Linked DNA regions of Homo sapiens: region 1 is linked to region 2. A link is a loop called in an ENCODE intact Hi-C map of the cell type or tissue named here. Cell type or tissue: ovary. All regions are shown on one strand. Links, peaks and the distances in the headings refer to the core of each region. The heading gives the core; the rest is flanking DNA.

Region 1 (15,203 bases), core at 2,488-7,487, 76 kb before region 2:
AATTATGCTGTGAGAATTTAAATGTGTTAGATGGAAAATGCTATTGGCAGGGAATAATAATAAAAAAAAAAGAAAATCATTCTGTTTCCTGCAGTGGGAACTGGCCATGTAGTCTTAACAGTCTTTTGTACAAATATCTACAAAGCAGATAATATCCCTATCCAGTGCTTGCCCTTGGAATTGTCTCTAAATGCATCAAGCATACAATAAAAAAAACTGAAATTAACATCCAGTGGAGTGGCCTCTTCTGTTTTGTGTCTCGTGAATAAACGTGGGCCTCAGTCGCAATATAGAAAATGTATGAGAATGGATATATTTTTCTGGCTAGAATCTTTAGAAAACAGTCAGTTCAGCAGTTTCTTGCATCATGTAATGTTCTGTGGATAAATTCAGTCTTTAAATATAAAACCACAACGAAATATCACCTCACACCCGTCAGGATAGCTACTATTGAAAACAAAAACAACAACAACAACAAAAAACCACAACCAGAAAATAACAAATGTGGGTGAGGATGTGGAGAAATTGGAACCCTTATGTACTGTTGGTGGGAATGTAAAACAGTGCATCCATTGTGGGAAACAGTATGGAGTTGCTCAAAAAATGAAAAACAGAACTGCTGTATAATCGGGCAATCCCACTTCTGGGTATACACAAAAGAATTGAAAGTAGGGTCTGGAAGAGAGGTTGCACACCCATGTTCATAGTAGCACTATTCACAGTGCTAAAATCTGGAAGCAACTCAAATATCCACAGATGGAAGAATGGAGAAACAAAATGTGTTCTATCCATACAATGGAATATTATTCATCCTTAAAAAGTGGAAGCAGATTCTGACATGCTACATGGATGAACCTTAAGGATGTTATGCTCTGTGAAATCAACCAGTCACGAATATTATATGGTTTCATTTCTATGAGGTACCTAGAGCAGTCAAAATCACAGAGACGGAAATTAGAAGGGTGGTTGCTAGGGGCTGGAGGTGGGGGAGAAATTGGGAGTTACTGTTTAATGAGTATAGAGTTTCAGAAAGTTTCGCAAGATAAGTTATGGAGAGGGATGGTGGTGACGGTTGTACAACAATATGAATGTACGCAACACGAATGAATTAAGCACTAAACATGGTAAGCATGGTAGACTTTATGTGTATTTTACCATAGTTATTAGAATGGAAGTCTAGATCATCAGAGTGGCTGGTACTCTGTGCCAGACATCTTGATTCCAAGGCATCAGCAATGCCACAACAGGAGAGGATGCCACTTAGGGAAAAAGCCAGCTCTCTTCACTCCTGTGACCCAGAAATGCCAGCTTGCTTTCCATGACTCTCCACTGTGACAGGTAAAACGCAACTGAATGTCTTGCTCGTGAAGATAGGACTTAGTCACCTGCAATGAATGACCTATTTCAAGGTCAGGGTAGATGACTGCTCTGTTTACATGATAAGGAGCTGCTAATTCTGAAATTTTATTCCCAGCTCTCTTTTCATAAACATTGTACCCTCCTGCAAAGCTCTGGGTGACAAAGCCTGTATTCTTTTGCTGGGGCTGCCGTCACAAAGTACCACAAACTGGGCAGCGTAACCAGGAGAAATTTCCTGGTTCACAGTTCTGGAGCCCAGACGTCCCAGGAATAAGACATCTGCAGGGTTGGTTCCTTCTGAGGGCTGTGAGAAAGAATGTGTTTCATGTCTCTTGCCCACCTTCTGGTGGCTTGCTGGCAATCTTCAGCACTTTGGGACCCATAGAAGCAGCATCCTGATTATCTCTGCCTTCATCTTCATGTGGCGTTCTCCCTGTGTCTATGTCTGTGTCCAATTTCTTCATTTTATAAGGACACCAGTCATATCGCATCAGGGGCCCACCCTAATCCAGTATGACCTCATCTTAACTAACGATATCTGCAATGGGCCTATTTCTAAATAAGGTCACATTCTGAGGTACTGGGGGTTAGGACTTCTTCAACCTATGGATTTTTGTGGGGACACAATTCGACCCATAACAGAATGGGTGGGTGGAGGATGCTGAAGCCTCCCGGGGCACCGTCTGAGAATTTGGAACTTGCTTCTGGAGTCCATGGCCCTTCCCATTAACTTGCTCCCTCTCTAGGAAGCACGTCTCTCACACTTAGCTCCATAAAAGGTGCTTACACTTCTAGCTACTTCACCACGGCCATGCTCAATGTGACTCTGAAGTTCATCATCCACTTTGTAGATTATCTTCGGCCCTTACTTTTTCTTCCCCATTCAGACTGGCCCTTTTGGCCATCAAAGAGCCAATCTGTACCTCCACCAATAAGAGAGCAATAAAACGGCCCCTTAACTAATTCTGATGCAAAGTGTGTAGTAACCAGCTTTGAAATTAGTTTCTAGATGAGATTTATTTCAGGAACATCTATGAATTTTAATGACTGCTCTCTCATTGTTATCCAGCAGCAGAGTTAGTGAAGTGTGGTCTGAGTAGCTCAGCAAATACTGAATGAAGTGCCTGGGATGCAGCCAGCAGAGCCCTGTTTGTGCCCAAGCATGGAACCAGCAAACTGGCTGCTCCCCGGGGTGCAGGGTGTGCATCACTGGCTCCGTTGTGATCCAAGGGTTGAGGGCTTGCCCATGTGTATTACATCATTGAATCTTCACCAATATACACTCGGGTACATATTTATGTCCCCTTTTGACAAATGAGGAAGCTGAGGCACAGATTGTAAGAGGCAACTTGTAAGAGGCAAAATGGAGATTCAGATCCTGGTTTGCCTTCTAAGCACTAGCTCTGAGATAGCTTGCCTAGCAGATAAATCTCACCTCCCCTGAACCCTGTTCCCAAAGGTCCACCTTAAAATACTACAGGGGGATTCAAGATGATTCTGTTCCTACAGGAGGCTTTTTTGGGGGGTTTGCTGAGTTGGGAGTGGGGACTAAGTGCACGTAGAGGGAAGGTTGTTCTATTTCAACACAATTTAGCAGAATTTATAAGCAATACACTGCCCATTCTGTGTTAATCAAACTGAATAAATATAGTGTTATCTACTTTTTAAAAAATGCACCTGAGAAATTTTTTTTTTCTTGCTTGTTTTTTCCAAATACCAATTAGGCTAGTTAGCTCAAGAAAGAAAGGCCCTGTTTCTAACACAGTATGTTACAGCAAGCACCGTATCCATGTAAATATCTATTTTTTTTCTATCATTCTTAGAACTTCAACTTCTCCTGATCCTTAAAAATGTTTGGTTTAGATTGATACTGGTGACCACCGATGGGTTTTAACAAGGAAACGACTGGAAGCATTTCCACTTACTAAAGTTTATTAAGTACAAAGAAATGAATCTGCGGAAGGAGACATCAATAAATATAAAATACACGTGAAACATTGGAGGAGTCACAGACTGCAGTGTCAGTGAGAATATGTGACAATGGCGGGGACTGTGTGACTCAGATGTCTCTAAGTCTGAGTTTACAGTCAAGGGGTTAAACCTTTACAGCGCCCAAGGGACTCAGTGCACCAGCATGAGCTCGAAGGGTTGTGAATTCAGTGATAGGTCTCAAGGGGAGATGGGATGCCACATTCCTGAGATTTCTCCCTAATTGCCATTTTTGGTTTCTGCTCCTTCCTCCCCTCTGTCCTTTTTTTTTTTTGAGTTAGGGTCTCGCTCTGTTGCCCAGGCTAGAGTGCAGTGGTGCCATCTCAGCTCACTGCAACCTCCACCTCCAGGGTTCAAGCAATTCTTGTGCCTGAACCTCCCAAGTTGCTGGGATTACAGGTGTGAGCCACCATGCCTGGCTAATTTTTTGTATTTGAGTAGACAGGGTTTCACCATGTTGGCCAGGCTGGTCTTGAACTCCTAACCTCAAGTAATCCACCCACCTCAGCCTCCCATGCTGGGATTACCTGCATGAGCCACTGCTCCTGGCCCGCTCTGTCCTTAAATAGTGTTATTTTAATTTCCATCCCAGCCATAGGAGACACGAATGTCTAAACACCTCATTAGGGCAGGCAGTCTACTCTGAAGGTGGAATTGCCTTTGTCTAGGGTCTTCTTAATCAGGATCATTAAAACTTCTATAATTATTTTACACAACTGTGAGGGCAGTGGAGTGGACACTGTTATAATAATAAATTCTGGCTTTTTGGAAATCTTCCAGAACCAATAAAACAAATTAGTTATGCCCAGAGCTGATGACCTGCAAAAACTTCTACTTATTTAGCTGTTACAGTTTGGGCTTGATTCATTCCCCTGGAGAAGGGAATTTGACCCTGGCTCACTTGCTTCCATCTGGAATGAGAAAGCACAGCACTGCTGCAGGACACCACCTGAGTCGTTACTCCAGACAACAGTGAGGCAGATGCAGTCATGTTTGCCCACACCCTCCTGACCGGCTGCCTTTCTGGATGGCTTGGTCTGTTCATGATATACTTCAGGGGTGAATGTGTGCGTGGGTTGTTGCAAAGCAAATTTCTTTTTCGCTGGTTTCCCTCCCCTCCCTGCCTGATTTCCTTTAAAGGGCAGCTATTTTGAGCACAGCCCAGGGATCAGTCTGTTTCCTTCTATTTTTTCTCCTTCCTCTGTCACAGTCTTCCCCGACCAAAGATGGGGAACATCAGGGGTCAGGCAGCAAGCAAAAACACATTTCCACTCCCTACAGGATCAAGAAGAGGGAGTGAAGAGCAGGACCAGCCCGGCCTGACCTTTTCCATATTCAGAGTGGCTGAGCTTGCACACATCTCCCCACAGACAGGTGCCCACCACAAGGGAATGAATGTGGAGTTGTCAGGCAAGGTTCTCCTTTAGCTCAGAAGGGAGCTAGGTTTTGCCTGACGGGTGGCTCCAAGGATCCTAAGATGGGGGCAGTGAGGCACTAGGTATTTGTGGCAGGTATTTCACACGATGTTTCGTTCTACACTTTTTCATGTCATATTTTCCATGGAAGTCCACACTCGAAGCAAGGGCAGAAGGGGAGACCTCTGAGATACAACTGGTAGTTTAGCATAATGATGAGTTGTGTATGTTTTTAATCTGTAGGGAAGAAATACCAAAATCTCATAAAGCTGGCTACTGGGATGGGACTGGGAACTTGGAGGGAACAGGATGAAAGTGACAGAGACTTGGGCACGAGGGACACTGTAAACAGTAGGAGCACTGGCTACTTGGAGGATTATTCAGTTACAAAAGGGGCCCTGTGGTTGGCATCGGAGGGCCAAGCCCACTCTTGCCTTTACTTTGTGATGTATTACATTAGGCAGCAAAAAAAAAAAAAAAAAAAAAAAAAAAAATTCCCTGTACTGCAAAATGGAAGCGAGACATGGCACCTCGTTCCCTGGAGGCTGCGCGGCACTGTCTGGGTGTGGGGGACACGCTACTTCCTCTGAGCTGCATCATTGATAAGGCATTATTTGGTTTGATTTTGCAGTTAGTGTGATGAGAATATGAAATTATGCCAATAAGAAGCCGTTGTGGATATTTATAACTTTGGGGCTACCTGCAAACTAAGGACTCTCTACAAACGGTTCAGAATCTAGGAAGGGCCAGCCTGCAAGCAGATTCACAGTCATGGAGTGGGCACTAGGTGGAGGGACAGGGCTCTATCTGTGCTGACAAATGCCAAGATGCAATGCAAAAAATGGAAAAATGAGGGGTGTTTTAAAAAATATTACCGAAATAAAAGTCAATTAAAATACTGCTTTAAAGCCCGTGCAAATCACATATTTACAATAAATAAATTCTCAATTCCAAGCCTGTATGCCAACTGAATTACAGCTTGAGCATGGGGTGGGTGGGGTCTGACATGTTGTTCTGCAACCTGGAACCCCAGGACCTTCGCTTCATCTGTCTTCTCACCGAAGAGTCTTTAGAGATAACTGTGGAAACATAACAGAACATTACCAGGTGGAGTTAGAAGACTCTTGCACATGAAAGCCTTCCTCCTCCACCCCCCCAAACAGGCTGGGCCCCGAAGCTTCTCATTCATGCAAGGCTGTCAAGTTTGGGGAGATGCCTATGCAAAGAGCTGACTTTTACCCAAGGGGCTGTGGGTGGAAACCAGATGAAATGGGGTATGTAGTTGATGGTATGTGAGGACCTAATACTGTCTTATAAACATTTATAGAACCAATCATCAGCAATTCACTTGACAGGAAGCTCAGAGAAATAAAAAAAACGTGCTGGAGACCCCAAGTTAAGGCAGTGGAAAAGCAAGAAACCGATTTAGGCATTCAGACTTCCAGCCCAGGGCTCCCACCCCATGCACTGACCACTCTAGCCATAAAAAAGAGCAGTCCCTGGGGTATTGTTTGCAATGTCTAGAACCCAGTGATTTCTCAATTGTTTTGTGTCTCACTGCAGTGAGAATTAAGATGGTATCCAGTGAGATACAAAGATCTTCTTGACTGTGGAATGCCCAAAGGAGACTACAATCCACTTTGAGTAGACTTGCAGGCGGAGATCAAAACCACCAGACTCAGGTGATCTGGGTGCATGCCTGCCGTGAGGCTGGAGACCAGATCCTGCACAGTGTGTGACACGTTGGTAGTGAGGAGGATTCTTGTCCCTGGAGATTCTAACATGCCAGGAAAAGCAGTGAGGCATTATGGAAGAAGCACTGAACAAGAGGTCAGAAGGTTTGGGCATTGTGACATGGGCAAGTTCTTCAAATTTCTAGAAAGTTTTCTCTTTTATAAAAATGGCATTAAAGGTATCTCTCCAGCTTCCATCACAGGGTTATTAAAAGGATTAGATGATATAACATATGCAAGCTAACTGAAAAATGTAAAGAGCCATACGAATATGAAGGAACATGATTATGATTATTACTATATTTTCCTGGTCACGGGAATAATATAATCATTGTAGAAAACTTGGAAATTGCATAAACGCCAAAAGAAGAAAGTACAAATCAGCCATAGTCTTCTAGAGTGAATGCCTATTAACATTTTTTCTCCATTTTTATTGTGGTACAATATAAATAACATAAAATTTACACTAGTAACCTTTTTTTTTTTTTTTTTTGAGACGGAGTTTCACTCTTGTTGCCCAGGCTGGAGTGCAATGGCGTGATCTCAGCTCACCGCAACCTCCGTCCACGGGTTCAAGCGCTTCTCTTGCCTCAGCCTCCCGTGTAGCTGGGATTACAGATATGCGCCACCATGCCTGGCTAATTCTGTATTTTTAGTAGAGATGGGGTTTCTCCATGTTGGTCAGGCTGGTCTCGAACTCCCAACCTCAGGTGATCCGACTGCCTTGGCCTCCCAAAGTGCTGGGATTACAGGCATGAGCCACCACACCCAGCTGACTAGTAATCATTTTTAAGTGTATAGTTTAGGGGTATTAAATACATTCATAATGTTTTGCAACCAATCATCAGTACCCACTTTTGTTTAACTCTTTTCATCTTGTAAAACTGAGACTGTACCCATTAAACAATACCTCTCAATTTTCTTTTTCCCTCTAATCTCTGGCAAGCACCAGTCTACTTGCTGTTTCTACTACCGTAAGTACTTAGGTAAATGGAGGCATATATGGTGTCTGTCTTTTGTGAGTGGCTTATTTCACTTAGAATAATGTTCTCAAAGTTCATCCATGTTGAAGCATATTTTAGAACTTCCTACTTTTTAAGCTGGATAATATTCCACTGTACATGCGTGTATCACATTTTGTTTATCCATTCATCTATCTATGATACTTGAGTTGCTTCTACATTTTACTTTATTTTTCCAAGTTCAGGTCAGACAGGTAATGTGCCAAGGTTGTAACAAGGTTCAGAGAGTGGCACATCTCACACATGCACATGAATACTCAATCATCACGCTCATGAACTACAAGAGGATCAAGTTGCTTCTACATTTTAGCTATTGTAAATAATGCTGCTATGAACATGGGTGTACAAATATCTCTTCCAGGCTCTGCTTTAGGTTCTTTTGGGTATATACGCAGAAGTGGAAGTGCCAGATCATATGGTAATTCTGTTTTTTATATTTTGAGGAACTGCCATACTGTTTTCCACAGCAGCTGTACCATTTCACATTCTCACCAACAGTGCATAAGGGTTCCATTTTCTCCACATCTTTGCCACCACTTGTTATTTTGTTTTGTTTTGATAGCAGCCGTCTTGATGTGTATGAGGTGGTATCTCATTGTAATTTTGATTTTTATTTCTCTAATGATTAGTGATGCTGAGCAACTTTTCCTATGCTCATTGGCCATTTGTTTATCTTCTTTAGAGAAATGTCTATTCAAGTCCATTGCTCATTTTTAAATTAGGTTATTTGTTTTCTTGTTGAGTTTTATAAGTTCTGTATATATCATGGATATTAATCTCTTATCAGATACACGATATGAAAATACCTCCTCCCATTCTGTGGGTTGCCTTTTCTTTTTTATATTGTCTTTGATATGCAAATTTTAAAGATTTTCATGAAATCCAGTTTGCTTATTTTTTCTTCTGTTGCCTATGCCTTTAGTGTCATATCCAAGAAATCATTGTCAAACCCAGTGTCATGAAGGTTTTGCCCTGTGTTTTCTCCTAAGAGTTTTACAGTTTCAGGTCCTACATTTAGGTCTTCGATTCATTTTGAGTTAATTTTTGTACATGATATTAGAAGGGGTCCAACTTCATTCTTCTATGTGGGGATATCCAGTGTTCCTAGCATCATTTGTTGAAAATACTACCTTTTCCCTATTGAATGGTCTTGGCACCCTTGTTAAAATCATTTGACCATACATGCAAGGGTTTATTTCTTTTTATTCTATTTATTTATTGCTTTTTATTCTATCCCATTGGTCTATATGTCTGTCTTTATACCAGTACCACACTGTTTTGATTATTATAGTTTTGAAATAGGAAGTGTGAGTCCCCTAGATTTATTCTTCTTTTTCAAGATTGTTGTGGCTATCTCAAGGAGTTCCTTGAGATTCCATATGAATTTTAGGATTCTTCTTTTAGGATTCTGGGTTTTTCTATTTCTGAAGAAAATGTCATTGAGATTTCGGTAGGGTTTACACTGAATCTGTAGATTGCTTTGGGTAGTATTGACATCTTAACAATAATGTCTTCTAACCCATGAACATGGGATGTGTTTGCATTTATTTATGTCTTATTTAATTTATTTCAGCCATGTTTTATAGTTTTCATTATGCAAGTCTTTCACCTGCTTGGTTAACTGCTAAGTATTTCATTCTTTTCTATGCTATCATAAATGGAATTGTTTCTGTAATTTTCGTTACAGATTGCTCATTGTTAGTGTGTAGAAATACAACCATATTTTTGTGTGTTGACTTTGTATCCTGCTACTTTGCTGAATTATTTCTAACAGTTTTTTTTTTGGTGGAATCTTTAGGATTTTCTACATATAACAACATATCATCTGCAAACAGAGATAATTTTACTTCTTGCTTTCCAATTTGGATGTCTTTTATTTCTTTTTCTTGCCCAACTTTGCTCTGGATAGACTTCCAGTACTATGTTGAATAGAAGCGATGAAAGCAGGCATCCTTGCCTTGTTCCTGATCTTAAAGCAAAAGCTTTCAGTCTTTCACCATTGGGCATGTTCACTGTAGATTTTTCATATATGGCTTTTATTATGTTAAGGGAGTTTCCTTCTATTCCTAGTTTATTGAGAATTTTTTTTATCATGAAAAGGTGTTCAATTTTGTCAAATGCTTTTTCTGCATCAATTGAGATGATCATGTGTTTTTTTCCCTTCATCCTATTAATGCAATATATTGCATTAACTGATTTTTATATATTGAATAATCTTTGCCATGCAGGAATAAATCCTACTTGGTCATGGTATATAATCCTTTTAATATACTACTGGATTTGATTTGCTAGTATTTTATTGAGAATTTCTGCATCAGTGTTTATAAGGGATATTGGTCTACGGTTTTCTTGTGTCTTTGCTGGCTTTGGTATCAGGATAATGCTGGTCTCATAGAATAGATAAAAAGCGTTCCCTCCTCTTCAATTTTTTGGAAAGCTTTTAGAGGGATTGGGTTAGTTCTTTGAACGTTTGGCAGAATTCACCAGTGAAGCCATGAAGCCCAGAGCTCTTCTTTTTTGGGAGATATTTGATTAATGGTTAAATGTCCTTACTAGTTATAAGTCTATTCAGATTTTCTATTTCTTTTTTTTTGTGGGTACATAGTAGGTGTATATATTTATGGGGTACATGAGATGTTTTGATACAGGTATGCAATGAGTGATCATCACATCAAGGAAAATCGGGTATCCATCCCCTCAAGCATTTATCTTTGGGTTACAGACAATCCAGTTATATTCTTTGAGTTATTTTAAACTGCACCATTAAATTATTGTTGACTATAGTCACCCTGTTGTGCTATCAAATAGTAGGTCTTATTTATTCTAACTATTTTTTATACCAATTAACCATCCCCAACTCCACTCCCCCGCTAGTTTGTAACCATCCTTCTACTCTCTATCTTCTTTTTCTTTTTTTTTTTGAGACAGGGTTTCACTCTGTCACCCAGGGTGTAGTGCAGTGGTGCAATCCATAGCTCACTGCAGCCTCAAACTCCTGGGCTCAAGCAATCTTCTCACCTCAGTCTCCCAAGTAGCTAGACTACAGCCACGCACCACCATATCTGGCTAATTTAAAAATTTTTTTGTAGAGACAGGGTTCGCTATGTTGTCTAGGCTGGCTCAGACTCCTGGCCTCAAGCAATTCTCCCACCTTAACCTCCCAAAGACCTGTGATTACATGTGTAAGCCACCATGCCCAGCCAGATTTTCTATTTCATTGTGATTTGGTCTTGGTAGGTTTTGTGTTTTTAGAAATGTGTCCATTTCATCTAGGTCATCCAACTTTTTGGCATAAAAGTATTTATAATACTCTCTTATAATCCTTTTTATTTCAGTTGGATTAGTAGTAATGTATCCACTTTCATTTCTGATTTTAGCAGTTTGAGTCTTCTCTGTTTTTTCCTTAGTCTATCTAACTAAAGGTTTGTCAGTTTTGTTAATCTTTTCAATAACCAACTTTTGGTTTTGTTGATTTTCTGTATTGTTTTTCTGTTCTCTATTTCATTGATCTCTGTTTTAATTTTCTTCATTTCCTTCCTTCTTGCTAGCTTTAGGTTTAGTTTGTTCTTCTTTTTCTAGCTCTTTACATTGTAAAATTAGGTTGCTGATTTGATAACTTTCTTGTTTTTTAATGTAACAATTTATAGCTATAAATCTCCCTCTTAGCACTGCTTTCAGTGTTCCATAAATTTTGGTATGTTGTATGTTCATTTCAATTAATCTCCAAGTGTTTTATAGTTTCCTTTCTGATTTATTCTTTGATCCATTGGTTGTTTAAGAGTGTAGTGTTTAATTTCTACAAATTTGTGAATTTTCCAGTTTTACTTCTGTTCTTGATTTATAATTTTATTCCACTGTGCTAGGAAAGATATTTTGTCTGATATCTATCTTTTTTTTTTTTTTTTTTTGAGATGGAGTTTCACTCTTGTTGCCCAGGCTAGAGTGCAATGGCACGGTCTTGGCTTACTGCAACCTCTGTCTCCTGGGTTCAAGTGATTCTCCCACCTCAGCCTCCCAAGTAGCTGGGACTACACGTGCCCACCACCATGCCCGGGTATTTTTTGTATTTTAGTAGAGATGGGTTTTCACCATGTTCCAGGCTGATCTGGAACTCCTGACCTCAGGTGATCCACCCACCTAGGCCTCTCAAAGTGCCAGGATTACAGGCATGAGCCACCATGCCTGGCCTGATATCTATCTTTTAAAATCATTTAAGACACTTAATTTGTGGCCTAACAAATGGACTCTCCTGGAAAATGTCTCATGTGCATTTAAGAAGAATGTATATACTGCTGTTGTTGGGTAGACTGTACTGTATATGTCTGTTATATACAGCTTTTTTGTGTTCTCTATTTCTTTCCTTATCTCCTGTCTGGTTGTTTCACCCATTATTAGGAGTAGGATATTTGATTCTTCAGCTATTATTATAGGTCTGTTTCTCACTTTAATTCTGTCAGTTTTGCTTCATGCATTTTGATGGTCTGTTATTAGGTGAACTAATATCTGTAATTGTTATGTCTTCTTGCTCTATTGAAACTTGTATTAACATATAATGTCCTTTTTGTTTCTTGTAAACTTTTTGATTTAATGTCTATTTTGCCTGATGTTAGTAGAGCCACCCCTGCTCTCTTTTGATCACAGTAGGAATATCTCTTTCCATCCTTTCACTTTCAACCTATTTGTCTTTATAGCTAAACTGAGTCTCTTGTAAACAGCATACTGTTGGATCAGATTTTTAAAAATCCATTCTGCCAATCTCTGTCTTTTGATTGGAAAGTTTAATCCGTTTGCATTTGAAGCAATTACTGACAAGGAGGGATTTACTCTGTCATTTTGCTACTTCTTTTCTATATAGCTTTTTTGTACCTCATACCCTTTCTTTTCTGTTTAGTTGACTTTTTTTGTAGTGAAATGTTTAAATTTGTTTCTCATTTCCTTTTGTATATATTCTATAGCTATTTTCTGTGTGGTTACCATGGTGTCTTAGTCTTTTCAGGCTGCTATAACAAAGCATCTTACACTGAGTAATTTATGAAAACAGCAGAAATTTATTTCTTAAATTTGTAGAGGCTGGGAAGTCCAAGATCAAGGCACCAACAGATATGGTGTCTTGTGAGGGCTCGCTGTCTGCTAGATGGTGCCTTCAAACTGCATCTTCACATGGTGAAAGGGATGAACAAGCTCCCTCATGCCTATTTTATAAGGGCACTAATCTCATTCATGAGGGCTCTGCCCTCATGGTTTATCACCTCCCCAAAGGCCCAACTTTTTTAATACTGTCACATTAGGGATTAGGTTTTGGCATATGAACTTTGAGGGACACAAACATTCAGGCCATAGCCCATAGGAATTACACTTAACATCCTAAAGTTGTAAGACTATAATTTGATTTTATAGTAGCTTAGATTCAATAACATACAAAATATCTGCTTTTTTACAGCTCCATCACCACTCCTTTTAGTTGTTGATGTGAACAAATTACATCTTTATATACTGTGTGCCCCAAAACATAAATTAATAAGTCTTTTAAATACACTAGTCTCTTAAATTATGTATAACCCTAAATATATAGTTACAAACCAAAGTTACAATAACACTAGCTTTTAAACTAAAAAATTTAAAAATGTTTTGTCTTTTAAATCATGTAGAAAACAAAAAGTATAGTTACAAACTGTTGTTACAATAATATTAGATTTTATAATTGGCCATATAGTTACCTTTAGTGAGGTCATTGTTTCTTCCTACAGCTTCAAGTTACTGTTTCGTGTCCTTTCATTTGACCCTTTAGGACTCCCTTGGGTATTCTTGCAGGGCAGGTCTAGTGGTAACAAACTCCCTCAGCTTTTGTTTATCTGTGAATATCTTAATTTCTCCCTCACTTTTTAAGAATGGTTTTGCCAGGTAGAAAATTACGGCTTGACAGTTTTTTCTTTTAGCACTTGGAATATATGGGCTCACCACCTTCTGGCCTTCAAAGTTTGGATGATAAATTTACTGATAATCTTACTGAAGATCCCTTGTATGTGATGAGTCACTTCTCTCTTGCTGTTTTCAAGATTTTCTCTTTGCCTTTTGAAAATTTGATTATAGTGTTTCTTTGGTGTGGTTTTTTAGTTCATCTTACTTTACTGAGCATTTTGGATGTTTATATTCATGCCTTTCATCAAATTTGGAGAGTTTTGAGCTATTATTTCTTCAGAGAGTCTTTTTTACCCTTTTTCTTTCCTTTCTCCTTCTAGAACTCCCACAATAAGCGTGTTAATCTGCTAGATGGTCTCCCACAGGTCTCTTAGGCTTTGTTCACTTTTAATTTTTTTTCTTTCTGTTCTTCTGACTCAATAATTTCAGTTGTCCTATCTTCAAGTTTGTTGATTCTTTCATCTGCCTGCTCAAGTCTGCCTTTTATTCCCTCTAGTAAATTTTTCATTTCATTTGTTGTATTTTTCAGCTCCAGAAAATGTTTTTTTCCTCTTTATTGATACTTCCATTTTGTTCATACATCCGTTTCTTGACTTTCTCCACATTTTCCTTTAGTTCTTTGAGCATCTTTAAGACAGTTGTTTTAAAGTCTTTGTCTAGTAGATCTCCCATCAGGTCTTTTTTAAGAGCAGTCTCTATTGATTTGTTTTTTTTCTTCCTTTGAATGGGCCATACTCTCCTGTTTCTTTGTATGATGTGATTTTTGTTGTTGTTGAAAACTCTACATTTTAATCTAATAATGTGGTAACTCTAGATATCAATTCTCTCTGTCCCCCAGGGTTTGCTGGTTTTTCTTATTGTTTTTGTTCATTTTATTTTTTTGATTGTTGTAGGCTGTCTCTGTGCTAAGAATCAGTCTGAGGTGTAATCTTAAGGTCTTCTTGGTCTTTTCTGAGCCTGTGCCTTTCCCTGGGCATATGTGGTCACTTTCTAATTTTCATCATATATGTAGTAGCCTTTGAATGTTCATCTTTAATGTTTGGCTCCCAAATGGGGAAAAAAAAAGAGCAAGGACAGGAGGAACAAAATGGCCACCAGCCCTTGAAATCCCCAGGAGGCCACTTCAGCCAGAGGGAAAGGGATTTACAACAATAAGAGGAGGTGCAACAATGGCTGCCCATCTCTTTATTTGTACCTCTGTGATCAGAAGCAGCAATAACCAATCAGAGAACAGATTCCCCAGTATCTGGAGGACAGGGTTTTTTTTTTGTGCCCACCTTGGCTCCTGCAAGCTGTATGCAAGCTGCTCCAGGAACACGTGCCCAGTTGCCTGCCATGGGGTGGGGGGTGGAGGATGAGTAGTTACTATTGTACTAAGAGCACAATTTACTGTCCAAGCTTTCCCATGGAAGTTTCAAGCCTTTAATGAATCCCAGAGTTCCAAAATACATGAGACAAATTACATCAGACAGATTCTGCCAATGCAATTGTTGTCCACAGATTCCTGGTGCTTTCTCCTCTGCCATCTTCTCAGAATTCTCTCTACCTGTTAACAATATTGTGTATATTCTTCCTGTCTTTTTTCCTGTGTATATATACTTCTTCCTTAACTACAATCATACACACAGTTTTGAACCTGTGATCGTCTAAGAATCGTTACTGCAATTCTTGCATCAGCTGTGGTTAGAAAAGGGGGATACTTATCTGCTAGAGGATGTACTTTTTCCTCTGAGGAACTCATCCTAGCTTCCAGGAACCTAGCCTCT
Region 2 (15,203 bases), core at 3,301-8,300:
TCTTTCTCATGACCAAGCAGTGACCAATGTCATGCCCTGGTTTCTCTGGATTCAGGTTCTAAACTCTTCAGAGGCAGAGACTTAGTAATTTTGTGTGGCCAAAGCTCAGTTAAATTTGCATGATAGCCTGATCAAGGTTAAGAACACAGTCTGCTGTCACTGAGCTCAAGGGGCAGCCACTGTCCTCACTATGTGCCCCGCACTGCTAGCAGCAGAGACCCTATCCTTCTGAGCTCATCTGCCATTAGCTGTAAACGAAGACAAAACAAAACCGAGTTCCTTTGCACTGCATCTTCTTTTTCCATGCTGATTCTCTATCAGAATCTCTCTAAACCATGAGTTTTATTCCGAGGACAATATGCAATATGTTTTTTGTGTTTTTTTTTTTCCTATTAGAAGGGTGGAAGAACCAAAAAGCAAGTGGGGAAAACAATGGAACCACACAGAAAAAAAAAAAAAAGGAAAGAAAACAGCAATCTCAGGAGGCAGCTTGGAGGAAATGTGGAAGCTCTGGCCAAGGTATGGGGAGCCGAATCCATTGACTTCCTGGCTTTTAGATTGAGAGAAGTAGAAGTAATCCTTGAGAAGATCTGCATCGAAGGGCTTTTGGTTTAGCGCTTCAGAGCACAGCCGGGAGCCGTTCGGCCAGAGTCCCAATAATAGCCCTGCCCAGTAAGTGACGTGCCCCCAGTGCCTGAGTTAGCTCATCCTTAAAATGAGAACAGTACCTGCCTCAAAGGGTTACTGTGAAGAATAACTCAATTACTATGTGCTAGTCCACAGGCCAATGCAAAGGTCATAGTAAATGCTAGATAAGTGTTCATTGCCTAGTCATCAGTACCACTTACTGAACCCGTTCACGCAGCTGGAGGCAGTGGGGCACACGGCAGTTAGGCTCAATGGCCAGAAAGGCAGGGGAGGAATCCAGCCTCTACCCATGACTGGCTGTGTGACACTGGGCACGTAAGTAAACTTTCTGTGCCTCAGTTCTCTCATCCTTAAAATGGCACTACCGGTCCCTACCTCATTGGATTGTTGTAAATATTTAGATAATTTAGACAATCCATGTTAAGTGCTTAACACAGTACTTGGGGGCACAATAGCTATTTAGTAGATGCCTGTTATTATGAAGCATTATTGTTACAGGATCCAACTCAGCCAATGGGTAAGTGATAATTCATTCCTTTTTAAAAACCTTTTCTTCTAATTATAAAAGAAACAAATGTTCCATGTAGACATCTGAGGAGACGCAGACTCACAAAAAAAAGAAAATAAAAATCACCCAACCCTTTTCCACCCCAGATACCCAGTGATGACACGTTTTCCATGTCCTTACAGCCTTTATGTGAGAGTGCATAGGCAAGCCTGTGCACACACAGTTTTCTTTTACGTAATTGGGACTACACTGTCTACATGTATCCTGTTTTTCTCACTTCATGTTACCTGTCCTTTTATTAAACAATCTAGGAAACGTGACTTCCTGGCTGCCAAGCCAGCCCTCCACTGCAGAGATGTGGCGTGTTGGCTTGGCAGCCAGGAAGTCACATTGCAGAGTCCAGCACCACTAGATGTGGAGCTCAGCATGGGCCACCCCTCCTCACCCCACCTGATGAGAGCTTTTCCTCCCTGGGCAGGGCTGGTTCTCTAACCACCAGCAACAACCTGACGTGGGTGGAGTTTTTTTTTCCCTTTTATGACAAGAAAGGTTAAAGAAGGAAAGAACAGTTTGGGGAAAGAAGTAAGTGGCTCCAAAGATCCCAGCCTCCCAACGATGGTGACCTTCGCAAGCACAGCAGCGTACAGATGAAAAGACAAACCTGGTGGAGGGAGGAAAGGTTCGCTGGCAGTTTTCTAGGAATCGTTAGTTACCCTGGAATCTTAAAATATTTCCAAGGCAAAGAGCCAGAAGATTTGGGTATAACAGAAAGCTCCAGTTAGGAATCATTGCTCCAGAGACAAACCCTAGGGTCACCCTTTGGCATTGTACCCCCTGTCACCTTCCTGCCGTAACCCTCAGCTCAGACACCGCCTGCGAGCGGCTTATGCTCCGGGCTCCTATGAAACTCAACAAAGGCCCTTAACAAGCGCTCGCAGGCTTTTCTTGCCAAGTCCTGGGCATTATGAGTCTGTAATCGCTGCCTCCTGCACACCACTGCAAGCCCTCTCCTCTTTGTTCCTGCCACCCCTCCCACCTCACAGCTGTGAAAAAAGAAACACATTTAAATACCACCCTGAATGGCCCTTTGGAAGTATGAGTGGCAGGTCCTGCCACACCTCTTTCTCTTCCAGACCAAGGAAACCTGCTGCCAACACTAGCTCATTTTTCACTAAAGCCATGTTCCTGCTCCTGGTGTTCACCACCAAAGAAGAGAGGGAAAATCAAGTTTTTAGAATTGCTTAAAGACAAAGGTGTCATTTTGCAAACTGTTAAGCAGCAACCAAATGTCAACTTAATACTATCCTAACAGCTTGGCCTGATGCAAATGCCTTATCCTTATTCCAGTGGCCACTATCAGTTCCTGGTAAGCGTCCCCAGTCCCTCATTAGTGACACTAATCGAAGTACCAGAGTGTCAGGGGAACCTAAGTGAGTGACAGTGTGTAAGAATTTTTAAGCCTTTCATTATTCCAAATGAACCAGCAGACATGCAAATTACCTTTTCCAGAATATGGTGCAATATGCAATTCTACTAAGCACCCTTCCACCTAGCGACCCTCTGCCCCTGCATTTTTTTTTAACAACAGCAAACACAAAATTCCAAAAAAAGCTCTCATGAGACTTCAGAGGGCACTCCATTTTCTCCATTTTCTTTCACAGATTGGCATGTTTTTCTACACTGCATGCACCCCAGCATGTTAAAGACGGTGGGAAAACCTCCCAATATATGTCACAGCTTATATTTCCTACTCGAAAGCCCACTTTGCCGAGGAATCATGCAATCCTTAGACTACAAGGAGAAAAATCATGCCACTGAATTTCCTGAAAGCAAAGACTCTGGCAAACAGGAACGAGGGAGGAAAACAGCTAGGGGTGCGATAAGCCTCTCACTGTAATCTCCCTTCAGCATTCTATGAAACATCACTCCCGGAACGGGCAGGCAGAAATATACGGCACCTCAGTGTCTTCCTACTTAGAGCGTTGCTTTTCATGGTAAAAAGTGATTATCAAGCCAGTTTCCCCTTTGTATTTAAATAATAAGACATGGCCTGCCCTAGGTGAACTGTTTCTTCCTTAGGATATTGAAACTTGAATGGCAACATTAAATAATAATGGTATAAAAATCCACATTCTATTTTATAAATAAACACAAATGCTGTAGCCATAAACCCTACTGTCAGGCTTTGCCTGGGCAACCCAACTCCAAAGAATTTCTCAGCTGGTCAGTGACATGTAGGGAGAGTGCACTGCCCATGGTTAGGGACTGTGGCAAGAAAACCGAAATCACAGGCCCCCGAGGGGCTTCTTTGCTCATCTTGGAATCTACCAAGGGGTCAAAGTACAGTTGAAAGGAAAAGTTTGGTAAAATTCTGATGCATTTCAAATATCAAATCCATTCTATTTCCTTTAGATATATTTTTAGGTTACATCTTATAAGTAAAGCAACAGTAATAATTTAATTTTAAGTGGACCAACACACCATGTGGGCAATTTTGACATTGATATTGGATTTTATTTTTTATTTATTATTACTATTTTTTTGAGCCAGGCTGGAGTGCAGTGGTGTGATCTTGGTTCACTGCAACCTCCGCCTCTTGGGTTCAAGCCATTCTCCTGCCTCAGCCTCCTAAGTAGCTGGGATTACAGGTGCTCGCCACCATACCTGGCTAATTTTTGTATTTTTTAGTAGAGATGGGGTTTCACCATGTTGGCCAGGCTGGTCTTGAACTCCTGACCTCAAGTGATCCACCTGCCTTGGCCTCCCAAAGTGCTGGGATTACAGGCTTGAGCCACTGTGCCAGACAACATTGAATTTTAAAGAGATCAGACAAAGGAGCTCAAAAACTGGGGAACCAGAAGCAAGAAAAGAGGGAAAGGAGATGAAGAGAGCCCGTCTGGCTTTGCTTTAAGCCTGCTCCACAGCTTCAGCAGGCTCCATCAGCCCTTTTCTCTGTTCCACGCTCTTGAAAAAAGAAAAGATGCTCATCAGCGACGGAGATGAGGAGGAGCAAGAAGGGGTGAGGGGAGAGAGGTAGAAGGCTGAAACTAAAAAATGTTTAGCCTAATTTCCCCCTAACCTACTCCCCAGGTCTTCCAGAGCCGGTGTGAAGTTTGCATTTCGTTACAGAGGATCAGACATATCACACAAAATGATCCCCATCTTACAAAGATTACATATAATAAAACCTGACATGCTGGCTTATGCCACTGACAAAGGCTCTCTGCTTGACCAGAGAATCCTGACCTTGTAACCAAAATTTAACCAAGCTTCCAAAGCTTCTCCCAGGCCCATCTGTGCACTCCCTTGTAAAATCCAGTTTTGGCAAAACCCCCTGCTACGTCGGTTTAGCAAGAACGACCCCATCTCGATATCTGATCACCCTTGATATCCGATCAGGTGCCTTATCCTTCACCAACCACCAGGGTATGTCCGATCACCCTGGCTTGTCTTCAGTAAGAATCTTGTTAGCTGCATTCAGCCAGAATCTCCTTTAGCCCTGATGTTTCTTTTTAGTATATTCACTGACCCCCACCCTGCTCCTGGGCTATACATTCCCTCTTGCCCATGTTGTATTTGGAGTTGAGCCCAATCTCTCTCCCCTACTGCAAAATCCTATCCACCTGTTGTGATGGTCCTAAACAAAGTCTTTCTTACCATGCTTTCTACCTTCAAATATACTTTTTTCTTTCACAACATAGATGTTTAGAGTCCTGAACACTGATTATAAAAAGTTTTAACTCCATTTCTTAACCCAATTTACATAAATAATTGTTCATTCATTCATGTATTCATTCATTCAGTGAGTTGAGTACTTATTTCGAGCCAGGCATGAGTGACACAAAACATCAAATATAGACCCCAGTCAAATTTTTAAAAAAGTTAAAAACTACTACCTGCTCTGAAGTGGGGGGTTTGCAGATATAAAAGATATAAAAGCCAGTAATGTAGGAGGAAGGGACACCTGAGCTGGGATGACTGTGTAGAGCCTTTCCAGGCTCTCAATGGCTATGCAGAGGCCTTAAGTAGGAGACTCCAGGACAGGGGCACAGGAGGAGGTCTTAGAGACAGGCAGGGGCCAGACCATGCAGGATGGAGTGGGCCACAGCTCAACAGGGTCCAGGAAGTTCTCGAGAGGAGAAGCAGAGGATGTGCGCATGCAAGATCTCTGGCTACTGCAGTGGGTGGGTGGTGGGTAGTGGGAATGGGAGGCTGAATGAGCCCAGCTGACTGCGGGACAGGTGTTGGCAAACTTCTCTTGGAAGGGGCCAGGCTGTAAATATTTTAGGTATGTGGGCCAAGAGGCAAAAATCTAGAATATAATGTATATACTTATATAACAAAAGAGAAAAGAAACTTCCACAAAATATTTATTGACAGAACTCAGAACATAGTAATAATAATTGAGTAAAATTTTTAAAATTCAAGCCTACTAGTGAGAAGAATGGAATTCTTTGAGGAATAACATTTTGCTTAATTGGTGTTCTGCTGCTGTAGCATAAAAACAGTCATAGACAAATTGCATGAGTGTGGCTGTGCTCCAATAACACTATTTATGGATTGAAACATGAATTTCGTATACTTTTCATGTGTCACAAAATATTACTTTTCTTTTAATTTTTTTCCAGCCATTTGAAAATGTAAAAACCAGTTTTAGCTGGAGGACGATAAAAAACAGGTGGTGAGCTGGCTGTGGCTCAGGGGTCCTGGTTTGCCAGCCTCTGTTGCAGAAGGTCCCACATTCTGCATGTGTCTGATTGCTTGCTCATGAGGTCATTCATTCCGGGCAGATTACCACAGGGTGACGCTCTGTGCGCCTCCTTGTATCCAGCAGAGGCTTGTGATAGGAGGTCATTCCATTACACGTGACGGTAAGTTTGATCCATTTTAAAGAGACACTTTCCCCTTTGCAGTAAGAAGCATCTGTGGGTGATACTTCTGACCCTGAGAACATCTTTTTCCCCCACAACCTTTCACCCAGTGGTTTTAGCTTTCATAGATGATTCTTGTCTGAATCAATCACGACATTGGAAGTTACAAATTAATTTGGATATGATTTTTTTCTCTTTTAACCTTTTAAATTGTCCAGTGCCACAAATAGAAAAGCACATAAAATAATTTTGTACAGTTTAACGTATTTCTATAAAGTGATACTGTATGTCATCGCCACCTGTGTCAAGAATTAGAGTCTTGCCAGCACTCTAGAAGCACCCAGGGCCTTTCTGATCCTGAGTCCCCCACTCTCCTCCCAAAGGGTGCCATCTCCTGATTTTATGGTTATCCCTTTCTTGCTTTTCCTCATAATTTTACCAGCTTGTCTTGCATTCCTAAACACTGTAGTTTATTTTTTTCTGTTTTGGAGCTTTATATACATGGGATCATACAGCATGTATTCTTTTGTCACGTGGCTATTCCTCCACATTGTTGCATGTATTGTTGATTCATTTTCACTGCTGTATAATACTTTAGAGCATGACCATAACACACATTTTATCAATCCATTCTGCCATTGATGGACATAGGGGGTTGTTTCCAGTTTTGTGCTATTCATGCTGCTACAAATGTTCTTAACATGTCTTTTGGGTCATGCAGGCACATACTTCTCTTGGATATCTACCTAGGATGCACATGTTTAACTGTGGTAGGTGCTGTCAAACGGTTTTCCAAAGGGTTTATATCAATTTACACTCCCACCAGCAGTGTATGAGAGTTTCCATCACTCCACATCCTTGCCAACATTTGTCATTTTCTTCTTTTTAATTCTGATATGATTTTAATGGCTGCTTCATATACCATTTAGAGGATATATAATAAATTATTGAATCTGCTGTCATAAAAAATGTGGGTTGTTTTTTGTTTCTTTCTTTTTGGTTATTATTACAAGTAATACTTTCATTAATCTCCTATAGCTATATATTTCTGTATATCTATGATTAGTTACTTAAATAAAAATTACTTGAAGTGAAGCCATGTCAAGAAAATTACTTGAAGTGAAACTAGGTCCATTTTTTACTGACAAATTGTATCTTAGGGCATTTCACTAAGTTTTGCTCCCACCAAGAGTTATAAGTGCCTAGTTCCTAATACTCCAGCCAACATTTAAAAAGTATCTCACTAGGCTGGGCGCAGTGGCTCACGCCTGTAATCCCAGCACTTTGGGAGGCTGAGGCAGGTGGATCACAAAGTCAGGAGATCAAGACCATCCTGGCTAACACAGTGAAACCCCGTCTCTACTAAAAATAGAGAAAATTAGCCGGGCGTGGTGGCGGGCACCTGTAGTTCCAGCTACTCGGGAGGCTGAGGCAGGAGAATGGTGTGAACCTGGGAGGAGGAGCTTGCAGTGAGCCGAGATAGTGCCACTGCACTCTAGCCTGGGCGAAAAAGCAAGACTCCGTCTCAATAACTAAATAACTAACTAACTAAATAAATAAATAAATAAAAATATCTCACTAAACTGATAGATAAAAATGGTTTCTCATTATTTTAATTTGTTCTTATTAAACTGTAGTGAGGTTAAAATATTTGCATTTCTTCAATCTAATCATATCCTGTGCCCATCTTTGTATTCATCATTTCCATAGTAATCTGTAAGAGCTCTTTATATGCTAAAGACGTTAATTATTTGCCTTTAATATGTATTGTAAGTGTACACATTATTTTTCTACATAAATGTAGAAAATATGTTTTAAGAAAATATTAAAATTTACATGATTATTTTACTCCTAAATTGACCTGTTCTTCAGAAAGAGAAAGAGAGAGAGAAATGAAGGAGAGAATTCAAAAAATTTAACCAAATGTACAATTATTTTTATTATGCATTTAAGCATCTTTAAAGAAGAAATTCCCTAATAAAATATTAAATGTTATTGTCAACATTATCAAATTCTCTTCTGATTTTTGCTATTTATTACATATATTAAGTAGTTGATTTCATTATGCACAAAATGTGTTTTTCATTTGTTTGTTTGTTTGTTTTTTTGAGACGGAGTCTCACTCTGTTGCCCAGGCTGGAGTGCAGTGGCGTGGTCTCGGCTCACCGCAAGCTCCGCCTCCTGGGTTCACACCATTCTCCTGCCTCAGCCTCCCGAGTAGCTGGGACTACAGGCGCCCACCACCATGCCCAGCTAATTTTTTTGTATTTTTAGTAGAGACGGGGTTTCACCGTGTTAGCCAGGGTGGTCTCCATCTCCTGACCTCGTGATCCACTTGCCTCAGCCTCCCAAAGTGCTGGGATTACAGGTGTGAGCCACCATGCCCGGCCAAAATGTGTGTTGTTTCCAATCCATCATTTTATATCTACTTTTCCATATCAGCATAGATGTAAGTTGTTTTTGTTTTTGTTTTGAGACAGAGTCTCACTCTGTCACCCAGGCTGGAGTGCAGTGGTGCGATGTTGGCTCACTGCAACCTCCGCCTCCTGGGTTCAAGTAATTCTCCCTGCCACAGCCTCCTGAGTAGCTGGGATTACAGGCACCTGCCACCATGCCTGACTAATTTTTGTATTTTTTAGTAGAGATGGGGTTTAGCCATGTTAGCCAGGCTGGTCTTGAATTCCTGACCTCAGGTGATCTGCCCACCTCGGCCTCCCAAAGTGCTGGGATAACAGGTGTGAGCCACTGTGCCCCGCCAGATGTAAGTTTTAATTACCACCACTGCATAATGCAATTTTTAATTAACAGTATGACATAACACATTTCATTTAGTTCTCGTAAGCCATTTAAGATCTATTTTTTCGCTAGAATAAATAGCATTGTTGGACATATCCTTGCATAAATTCTTTTTGGTATTTTTAGGGTTAAATTCTTAAATCAGTCTCAAAAATAAAACTACCTGATTACCAGGGGAAAACTATGATACATACACATTTACTGTTTTCTTACAGAGAACACTCCAGAAAGACCTGTTCAACTTTTACTGAGTCCTAGACATTTGTCTGTCACCAGCAATGTTTAAAAAGGATTATTTTCTCAAACCTCCAATAACATGGATTTTGTTCAGTTTATTTATTCTGGCTAAATTTATGGGTACGTCAGTATTTGCAGTTATTCTAAGTTGTACTTCTTCAGTGCTTGCAAGATCCATATGATAGTTTCATGTGTGTTTACTTACAAACCATCACTTTGTGGCAATGACCTTGAATTTGACTTTGGGTCAAATTCAGCAGTGAAACTTCAATACCTATTCCTATTCTTTGTTTATATTGGTTAGAAAGCTCTCAAACGTAATTTATACTATGTGCTTTCTTTCTACTGTCTTGCAGGGCAAGAGCCAAGTTCCAGGCAGGTCTAAGCCCTTGGCACCTCAGATAGGGTCAGTGTCCAAACGAATGTCACGTGGGGTGACATCTCAGGCATACTCTCACCCTCACCAGGGCCTGTGGTCATGCAGCAGGGGCCGCAGGCTCTCCCTTCATAGCCAACACTCCTCAGGGCCATGTCATCTGCACATCTGAGGGAGGGTTGCATCCGGTGGGGAGGATGGCAGGGAGGTTCTGTTCCTGGCTTCTGCTGACTTGGCTCACACCATCTCTAAGCAGCCCTGTCTCTGTGTGCCATACCGTCATCTCGTTCATTTTCCACGGAAAACAGAAGCTGCGGAGCGGATGCGAGACGCCCCTCACTGAAGTGGTGTGAGGAATGGAAAATGAGTGTGAGAAGTGCTCCTGGTTTTCTTCAGAGGAAAAGTTTGCCATAAGCAGTAAGCACTAGCATTTTTCTGAAACCGTGTGTGCGGTGGTGATTTTTGCCCCACAAGGGGACATCTGGCAATATATAGGGCCATTTTTTTACTGCCACAATTGGGGGGTGCTACTGGCATCTAGTGGGTAGATGCCAGGGATGTTGCTAAACATCCTACAATGCATAGGACAGCCCAAACAACACAAATGATCTCACCCCAAATGTCAGTGGTGCCAAGGCTGAGAATCCCTGTTCCAAAACAAAATGACCACCCTCAGTGGCCCACTTCTAGACACAAACCAAACTATGAAACCAAGAGAGAACATTCAGCAACACGAACTGAAATAGCCTCGATTCAGTCTTGTGTAGATAGGGAAACTTCATGTAAGGATTTTATATCTCGTTGTGGCATTTCCTATTACACTAGGGGACTGAAGCTCAATCTCTCATTATCACCATCCAAATTCCACACTGGAACTTGACTTCACAAGGCCTCATTGGCCGTGCACTTTGGCATGGCCCATTGCGTGAGGTTTCCAGTGAGACAGAAAGTCACTCAGACTCGCGAGCCTGTACCAAGCAGCAGGAATGAGAAGAGAAATGAGGTAGACATCAGTAGACCAATGAGGTGGAGGTGGAAGCTGCCGAAGAATGGGGGAGAGAAATGGCTGAGCCAGGCTGGTTTGGAATCAGACTCTAAAGCTGCCAGATCCAGCCACCTAAGATGCCACCTGCCACAGGGAAGCTAGGCAGTGCTACTTCTGAACATTTAAAACCTTCTGCTCAAGTGTATTCAAGCAGTTTATGCTCCACAGTAAACCAATCAGAAAAAAAGGTCTTACCGGGGGTGCTGATGGTGGGGGAGGGGGAGGAGCCCCCAGAGGCGGGGGAGGTGGAGGCAGAGGAGGTGGGGGTGGCGGTGGCACTGGCATGTGTCACGGTGTTGATGTCTCCTGCTTATGAATGGTCCCAAGAGAGTGGCTTCTGCTCTGAAAAAGAGAAAAAGAATGGATTTAAACTTGGATTTCTTTACTTACATGCAGGAAATGTGTATCTTGCAGACATGCATATTATAGTCAGCTTGATTCTTTCACCTGTTCATTCATTCACTCATTTGTTCATTCATTTATTCACAGAGTGCCCACTCTGAGGCAAGCTTTGTGCTAAGTGCTGGAGATTGACAAAAGCAGCCAGATTCTAGAGATAATAGGTGTTAAAACTGATAGAATTTAGCTATTTGTGTCTCAGTACAAATAGAATATACATATATATGTATATATATATAGCAATCCTTCATTCCATAATAATTTTTCCAGATAACTGACTTCTACCTCTTTAGCATTAAATTTTTAGTTTTATCATTTTCAATCATTCTGCATAGACTCCCATTTTCCTAAGCAGAGCAAACAGAATGAAATGTAACCTTTTCTGAATGTCACAGGCTCAACATGAACTCATGATGCCAGCCTCGAGCAAGGCTTAGGGCGCTAGTCATTTTCCTGCCTCTTTCTCTCCTGTCAGCTCTTACTTTCCCTGCTATTCCTGTGTCATCATTTCTACCCAGCCATCTGGATGAGGATGGGCCACTCCTCTCCTCTGCCTAGACTTTCTATCTGGTATTTGCTATGCAGGGGGCTTTTTGGCATGATTCTGCCAATATGATTCTGTTTCAAATAGTTAATATTATAGGAGGTCTGATCTCTGGATAAATGTGTGGAGCCTGTATGTGTGCATGCATATGTGTGTATGTGGGCATGTGTCTTAGAACCCATAGCAAGGCACACTGCAAGGACTTAAAATCTGTATTAAAGAAAAACCCCATAGTTTATAAGAATTGGAAAAACCTATATAAGAACCTAAAAACAATCAAAGCAGAAACTGAAATAAACCTTACACTTGGGCAGGGGTGATTTTGTATTCCTGCTGTCCCTTTGGTTACTGGAGGACCAGAACAAGGCCTGTCCCTATGTTTTTTCATCTTTAAAATCCTGTGGCATTTATGTTTTTTCATGTTAATATTCTTGTCTCCACAGAGGCCAAAAGCATTTATGCAATGTGATGCTTTCTTGTTAGCATAGTCCACTGAATTTTGCTCACCTAATATGTTAGTTCTTTTTATCTTTTTATAAATGGCAATTATGTGACACACTAATCACACTTATTTCTACAAGAATCTTCTAAGGTCAGGGCTTCAACGCCCTAGCATCCCCATTTTTATAGATAAAGAAAAGGATGTTCAGAGACATTAACTCTTTTGCTCAAAGTCACCTATACTATAACCAGCAGACCTGGGATTGGAACCAAGGCTTAACAGGTTCTAAAGTCCAAGAATATCAGATTTATCATTTTAACTCCTTTTAAGTATACAATTCAGTGGCGTTAAGTGCATTCACAATGCTGTGCAACCAGCATCACTATCCGTTTCCAAAACTTGTTCATCATCCCAAACAGAAACTCTGTACCCATTAAACAATAACTCCCCACTGTCTCCTCCCCTCAGCCCCCAGTAACCTCTGTTCTACTTTCTGTCTCTATGAATTTGTCTAGTCTAGGTACCTCATATATGTGGAACCATACAACATTTGTCCGTTTGAGTCTGGCTTATTTCATTTAGCATAATGTTTTCAACTTTCATTCATGTTGTAGCATGGATCAGAAATTCATTCTGAATTATTCCATTGTACGTATACACCACATTTAGTTGAGCCATTCATCTATTGATGAGTGCCTGGGTTGCTTTCACCTTTGGGGTGTTGTGAGAAATGCTGCTATGAACATTGGTGTACAAATATCTCTTCAAGACCTTGCTTTTCATTCTTTTCAGCGTATATGCAAGAGTGGAATTGCTGGATCATATGGTACCATCTTTTTTCCCAGCAGGATTAATCTAAATTTGTACAAAAATTGAAAATGGCGTAAAATATGTGTGTCAGTGCAACTTTTTTGGGGAAAGAGTCCATGATAGTTTTCCTAAGAGTTCCAAGGAGGTGCATAAGCTGATTGTTGTACACAACTACACTTTTCTTACAAAGTATTTCAGGCTCCTTGAAAGAAGGAGCCTGATCATCACTGTGTTACTGCCTCATTCCTTGATATTAAAACAAGAACAGAAAGACCGAAAAGGAAAATACTCATCAGAGTCCACAGCATAAAACCATAGTAAAATTGAGCAGAGATCTCATGGGGTAGTACGTGTTTCTTTCAGGTAACATCAGTGTTATTTTATTACCAAAACTAAACTAATGGTGCACTAAACTAATACACACAATGACATAGGGTTAGACACAGTTAGCATTTTACAGGCTGGTGCTAAGGCAACTTGGATGCAGGCCCACAATTTAGTTGGAACAAGCACAAATTATCAGATATTTGTATTTTAACACTTTCTTTTACAGGAGGCACTGGGTCTATTTTTTATGATCTTTTATTCAGTGGCAAAAATATTTTTAGTCAAAAATTTATAGCAAAGATTAAAGAGTTGGTTGAAGTATTAACAGAACGAGAATATCTAGAGGTCTCATTATATAAGGATCTCATCTTTTAACTAAGACACATGACAGGAGACAGAAATGCTTCCCCTGGTGAAAAACTGGAAAAGGTGGGGAAGAATAACCTTTACAAACGGAAATACCACTTACCTAAGGGTTTTGTCATTTACCTAAGAAAAAATAACTGTATAAAGAGACTTTAAGGAGAACTGCAGCAGAGCTATTCCTGTAATCCCTCAGCACATGGCTAGACTGCATCTCCCAGCCTCCCTTGCAGCTAGGTGTGACCACGAGACTGAGTTCTGGTCAATGCAATGAAGGTCGAAGTGATGTGCTATTACTTCTGGGCTGGTTCAGAAAGACCTTCTGCCCACGACTTTTCTCTTTCCCCGCCCATTGACTGTAGCAAAGGTCCTATGTGTTGGCAGAGCCACAAGATGAAAGGAGTCCGGGTCCCTGACTCACCTGTAAGACTACCTGCCAAACACCTGATTAGACTTTACATATGTGAAAAATAAACTCCCATTGTGTTAAGCCATGAAGATTTTTGAGTTAATTTGTTTTATCCACTAATATTGAACCTATCCAATATAGGAACTAAATAAAATACAGTTGATTCTCATTATTCACTATAGTTATGTTTAGAAAGTTGTCATGAACACAGAGCGTGATGATTACTTTTATGTGTCAACTTAATTGGGCTAAGGGTTGCCCATCTGGCTGGTAGAACATCATTTCTGGGTGTATCTGTAAAGGTGTTTCCAAAACAGGTTAGCATTTGAATCTGCAGACTGAGTAAAGGTCTTCCTCACCATTGTGGGTGGGCGCCATCTAATCCGTTGAGGGCCCAGATAGAACAAGACAACCCATGGCCAACGGCACTAGGAGTCATGTCTGAACAAATCTTATCAAACACTTATATTTTCTCCATAAGGCACATCACGGCCTTCTTGGGCTTAAGAATACTAGGCAGCGCTTCAGCACTTTGCTTGGGGCCATTTTAAACTGCAAAACCACCAACAATAAGTACAAAATTTGGAAAAAATGTGGCATTACACAGACTGAGAGAGGAGCACTTGTTTATAGGATGAGAGCTGAAACAAGAAGGCAGAGTGTCCTGTTATTTCAGCTCAGCTGGGAACATGCTCGTCAGTGTCTACAGTTTTTCACCACTTTTCACATGCCTGGGAATGACCACAAAAGCACCGTGAGTACTGATTTTGGAGTTACAAATACACTTTCGTGAGTACACGTAGGTGAATTTGCAAATGTAGAATCTGCAAGTAATAAGGATTGGCTCTATACCTTTTTGACTCTCCCACCCGGTAGGTGCTCAGCACTGCACTGGGGACTTCTAAGACATTTTATGTAATCCTCTCAACAACCACGTGGTAGACGCTGATATTTCCATGTAGCAAATAACCCAACTTTGCCTCAGAGAAGTATGCAATTTCTACTAAATTTCAGAAAGATCATCAGAGCTGAGTTTAAAGCCCTGGTTTTTCTTATCTAAAACCTCATTTCTTTCTTTCTTTTTTTTTTTTTTTTTGAGACAGAGTCTCGCTCTGTCACCCAGCCTGGAGTGCAGCGGCGTGATCTCGGCTCACTGCAACCTCCACCTCCTGGGTTCAAGCGATCCTCCCACCTCAGCCTCCCAAGTAGCTAGGACTACAGGCACACACTGCCACCCCTGGCTAATTTTTGTATTTTTAGTATAGATGGAGTTTTGCCATTAAAACCTCATTTCTACTGTACCACATTACTTTATTAGCTTGATATGATTCAGGTCAAGTTATATCCCTGCTTCCATTTTGCAAAGATTTAAAAATATTTTTGAGACCCTTAAGTGAAAGAAACCCCATAAAGGTGGCTGTAATTCTT

What was found. Peaks named below come from ENCODE experiments on the same cell type or tissue, not always from the same donor. Only the 100,000 strongest peaks of a DNase experiment are listed, where the experiment ranks them.
Region 1: a loop joins it to region 2, with 2.0 times the contacts of the local background. A loop is called at or near these places in 2 of 110 quality-filtered maps.

What each region holds. Positions count from the first base shown.
Region 1 is chr7:29,905,132-29,920,334 of GRCh38, reverse strand. WIPF3 (WAS/WASL interacting protein family member 3) reads right to left here. Exons shown (of 9, transcript NM_001080529.3): 9 at 3,274-5,842. The coding sequence ends at 5,819. It overlaps SCRN1 (secernin 1), which reads left to right. Exons shown (of 8, transcript NM_014766.5): 8 at 1-226. It overlaps LOC124901827 (small nucleolar RNA U13), which reads right to left and starts at 7,807; the gene lies at 7,703-7,807. In ovary, for the core only: no CTCF peak of the experiment used is centred there; no DNase peak of the experiment used is centred there; H3K27ac peaks cover 687 bases.
Region 2 is chr7:29,830,288-29,845,490 of GRCh38, reverse strand. It overlaps WIPF3 (WAS/WASL interacting protein family member 3), which reads right to left. Exons shown (of 9, transcript NM_001080529.3): 2 at 10,677-10,823. The coding sequence starts at 10,766. Among named protein-coding and RNA genes, the nearest start is that of WIPF3, 31 kb to the right of the region's middle. In ovary, for the core only: no CTCF peak of the experiment used is centred there; a DNase peak (open chromatin) is centred at 5,930.